Linked DNA regions of Mus musculus: region 2 is linked to region 1. Evidence: chromatin loops called from intact Hi-C (ENCODE). Cell type or tissue: left cerebral cortex. All regions are shown on one strand.

Region 1 (2,500 bases):
TCTCACTAACTAACCAGAATCAAGTGCTTAAAAATCCACTTAAATTGTATCCCTGTCTTCTGAAGATTTTTTTTCTTTCCATCCTGGTCAAATTACAAAAACCTTGAAAGGATGCAAAGGCATCTACATCCCAGCGATGTTTTAATTCTGGGACTGTGAAAGGATTTTTAAAAAGGAGGTATAAAGATAAACAAAAATAATACCAATGAAAGCAGTAAAAACATTATAGCCTGTTTTATCATCAAAATATCAATTGACTCTGCAATCAATATTTTGTGATTAAGTATTGAAAGCATTTGATTAAGTTAGCAATCAATATGGAAATGTTTGAGTTGGGCTTTGTTCACGTCTTACACATTTGACTGGATATGCAATATGGGTCATTGTGCTTTTTGTAGTGTACGCAGGACCTCATTCATGCTACAAGTGCACTACCACTGAGCTATACAGTCAGCCCTTACATGCAAATTGGTAAAGAAATGCAAACTCTCAATGCACAGCAGAGTCACTAGGGGGGCTTGCAAAGCATCATCAGCTAGATGTCTCATTCAGAAGGTCTGGTTTGACAGTGAAGAGTTCTCCTTTTAACAAGCACCCAAGGGGTGCTTATGTTTTTGCTTTGGTAACCACGTTTTGAGAATAAGTGATTTAGAAGAATGCATTCTGAATTATATTTAAAGGAATGGTAAATGTTTGATAAATTAGCATGGTTAATAGATGCCTATAAGCAAATGACAGAGTAAAGAACACTGCTGCTGTATTCACAAATAGTTCCTTGTACATTCACACACCATAAAAAAGGAAGCCTGCCAAACTTTATCAAAAGCACCACCCCGCCCTCCTTTAGTCATAAAAGCTGCAAATGGGGCGGCAACCAGTGATACAGCTATGATTTGGGCCAACTGGGTGAAGCAGTTCCCAGGATGCTTTTTGCATTAGAAACACTTGGGGGGGGGGGCGACAAAGATATTAAAGATGCTTTGTGTGATTAGTGCATATTATTTTCTGTAGCATTGGTTCCTTCATGATTAAAATTTTTAGACAAAGAAAATTCATTCTTTTTATGCTTTTAGGCTAATAAAGATCATTTAAAAATATAAACAAGCCCTCTCATTGGAAACAATTACAAGCTTGCAGCTAGAGCTGGAGGCTTCCTGCGGCTCATCATTTAAACCCCCAGCTTTAAACATCTTAAGAGCTTGATTATACTCGTTACAAAGGAAAGGCTGACAAGTTAAAAATATTTCCTGGCTCTGGAAAGATTTGTCATTTTGGTCTCTTTTCATTTCTATTGAATAGAAATGGAATTCTGCTTGGTTTTCAGTAGATTCCTGCAAGTTCTCAGATGCTCTTCGGCCTCCACCAACAATTATAGCAAAACAGCATTGGCACAATCTGTATTTCCTGTATTTAAAATGTCCTGCAAACAACAATGTGCCACAGATATTTAATAGCTAATGTTGGAATTTTTCAAAAAATATAGACAGATTAAAATATTTATCCATCCTATTTTGTGTAGCTGTTTGACATGTCAAACATCCTGGGTTCTTTTCTACACAGCATAAGGTAAGAATGGTTGAATTCTTTCAATGTGAAGATGCTATAGGACAACGAATATTAACTCTGACTCTGTTCTTGATGGTGGTGCTATCATTTCCAATAATATCTTTACGGTAGTTATTATCTAAGGGAGTGTTACCATACTAATCAGAAAATAGCTATATCAACAAAAGAAATATTTCTGCTTCTGGTGGCGGTTCATGCCTGTAACACCAGCACAAAATACACTGAAGCAGGAAGTTGGCTGAAAGTTCAAGATCATTCTGGTTTGCACAGTGATCTCAAGGCAACCAAGCAGTATGGACCAAAACTGTCTCAAGAGGGAGTGGGGGCAGGGCAGACTAAGGCTATAGCTCAGTGAAAGGGTGCTCACTTACCATAGGCAAGGCCTCAGCATGGCATTAAGAAAATTTCTCCTGAATATGATTTTAAAACTTATCAAAAGAGGCATAGAGCTTTTTACAATAATAGTGAAATCTTGGCCCTGTTAAAGAAATGAGATGATTCTGGAATGTCTTGTCATCAAAGAGGGATGGAGTTTGTTTCAAACTGAGCCAATTGGGACACATATCACATTTACCAAGTATGGGAAGATATGTACATCCATAAGGATAACAACTGTGTGTATTAAAACTTTCAAATATTTTAAAAATCCATGAGTTTTATATATATGTTAAAATAGAAGAATATTAAGAATTTTAATAGGACCAATTTCCAGTCATTTGAAAGAGATCTCTTAAGCTGTATAAGTTCTTGGTCAGAAAAGCCAGACAACATTTAAAAAATGGAAGAAGGCTGTTCAGTCTATGCAGAGTGCCTTGGGGCTGGAAAGATGGCTCAGTGGTTAAAAACTCTTCCTATTTCAGAGAATCTGGGTTTGTTCCCAGCACTCACAGTGTGCCTAACAACCATTTATAATGGGATCAGATACCTTTATCTT
Region 2 (2,500 bases), 59 kb after region 1:
CACTGGAGGGGTCATAGAAGGGGAATGGAAGAATAGAGTGGAGTGGAGCTACACATTCTAACTGATTCTTCCACTCTTTGCTTGACACCTTGGTTTGACCTATTCTTAATACAGATGCACTGTTTTCTTCAAGATTGCCCCACCTTGGATCTCTCCTTTTGGGTTCCAACCAATGCTCTCTTCCTTCATTGCTCTGGGCTACATGGCAGTAACAGCCCCACTGATAGTAGTCTGAGTTCTAGCACCATTGCTTTCTGTTTGTTCTAACCAACTTCAAAAGAAACTATTTCTAAGTAATTTTTTTTCAAAAATTATCTAAAATTGCTCATGTGAGTGCATCCTTTCTTGGTTAATATTGCCATAAAGAAACACAGCAGACAGCATCCTAGGAAGAGGACCAAGAAGGAACAAAACCTCAGAATTAATATGAAAGGTGAAATTTCAAGTAAATGGTTATAAATGAAAATGAATGTATCTGAGGGACCCTTTTGGGCAAAAGCCGTCAGTGGCCAAGAGGAGAGGAAGGGAGCAGAGAGAGTAATGAGGCATGAATATGGTCAAAGTGTATCATGTACTTGGATGAAAGCATCATTTATGAAACCTGTCATTTCACTGAATATATGTTAATAAAAACGCCACTCAAAAGCATAGTTGAAAATAGTTCAATTGACACTTAGAAGCTTTAAAAGCCTGATTTCCAGTCATAAATGACAATGACTAATAGCTAATACAAGAGGAGGTTTGTGTTCACAAACATACAGTTGGTCAACAGTTGGGACATTTATTTTGAAAAGTCTGACAGTCATTAGGTTCCCCCTCCCTGATCCTATGATGCTGCTTAAAAAGCACATAGGTTTTTCCAGATGTCTCCTCTCCAGTGTTCTTTGCTGTCTAAAAGAAAAGCTGTGCTGTATTTGGAATGATGCAGCATGAGAAAGCTATTAATCTGGCTCCATCTAGATGTGCCAAGTTTAACTGCAGGGCTGCCTCCATTTGATTATGAAAGCTTGTACAAGCCATGCGATTTTAGAAAACCAGGCCATGAGACCCAAGTAATGGGAATGAAAGACATGCAGCAAGGTAAGTAATATGTAAAGAGCTTGCTGAAAGCCAGGCACTGTACGAGATTTGTTCACACCCTCTCATTTGAAAGCACACAGTCTTGCAAATTAGAAGTTTGGATCCAGATTAAACAGATGTAGAATAAGAAGTAGTGAAGAAACAACTCACCTGGGATACTAAGGCAGAAAATAACAACAAAGCATGAATGGAAAGCTTGGCTTCTATCAGACTTGTTCTCTTATATGAGCATTGCAGGGAGGGACGACTCCCCTGGGAAGTGTTCAAGTCAGTCTACATTGGTTGAAGAAAGCAAATAATAGAACATTTAGCTATGCCTACTTACTGTCCTAGTTTTCTGTCCATTACTGTGATAAACACCATATGCAAAACCAATGTGGGGAGGAGCGGGTTGATTTGGCTTACTAATCCTGATAACACTTCATCACCCAGGGAAGTCAGGGCAAGAAGTTGGAGGCAGGAACTGAAGGAGAGACCATAGAGAAACTATGTTTACTGGCTTGCTCCCTCTGGCTTGCTCAACTTGCTTTTTTTTATATATATACTCGGGACTACCTGCCCAGGAATGGTGCCCCCCCCCATAATAATAAAATGCCCCCACAAGCTTGCCTGTAGTCTAATCTGATAGATGTGTTTTCCTAGCTGTGATTCCTCCTTCTTGGATGATTCAAGCTTGTGTCAAGTTGAAAAACAAAACAAAACAAAACAAAAAACAAAACACCTAACCAAAACCACAATTCTTCGCTTCTTCATGACAGTGTTTTAAGTGTCCATCAGCTTCACCTTCAACTTCAAATTATTCTTCAAAGTAACCTTGTTTTCTAAACTTTAAATAAAGTAATTCTATTTTCAAAACAGTGTTTAAATGGGAAGACTAAGTGTTTCCTACCCCAGTAGTTCTCAGCCTTCCTGATGCTGTGACCCTTTAACACAGTTCCTCATGTTGTAGTGACCCCCAACAGTAAGTTAATTTTATTGTTGTTACTGTTATGAATTTCAATGTAAATATCTGTGTTTTCCAATCCTCTTAGGTGACCCCTGTGAAAGGGTTATTTGACACCCCCTCCTCAGAGAGTCACAACCCACAGGTTGAGAACCACTGCTATATACCTACAGCTTTTTGTAATGTATCAGAACACATCTCATATTCCAGCAACCGTTTAAAATGAAGAGTCAAAACATTCTTAGCAATCAGAGCCCTGCTACGCTGTGTGACCTACTAAAAGACAGTTAATGTCTCATTTGGATGCATAAGTTATGCCTATAAGAAAATAATGCTCCAGGTACTGCAAAAATGGCACCGTTTTATTAGAGCATGGTGTAATGGAAGGGGTTCAGTGATCCATGTCTAATAAAACTAGGACTGAATCATGGGCCAATATTTTCTAATAGAATCACTTACAGATCACTAACCTCTAGA

The links. Peaks named below come from ENCODE experiments on the same cell type or tissue, not always from the same donor. Only the 100,000 strongest peaks of a DNase experiment are listed, where the experiment ranks them.
Region 2: a loop joins it to region 1, with 4 times the contacts of the local background. A loop is called at or near these places in 2 of 42 quality-filtered maps.

Annotation. Positions count from the first base shown.
Region 1 is chrX:10,291,043-10,293,542 of GRCm38, reverse strand. The region is part of intron 4 of Otc (ornithine transcarbamylase); the gene reads right to left. Among named protein-coding and RNA genes, the nearest start is that of Otc, 40 kb to the right of the region's middle. In left cerebral cortex, no CTCF peak of the experiment used is centred here; DNase peaks (open chromatin) are centred at 848 and 1,245.
Region 2 is chrX:10,231,688-10,234,187 of GRCm38, reverse strand. No RefSeq gene overlaps it. Among named protein-coding and RNA genes, the nearest start is that of Rpgr, 16 kb to the right of the region's middle. In left cerebral cortex, a CTCF peak has its summit at 968; a DNase peak (open chromatin) is centred at 963.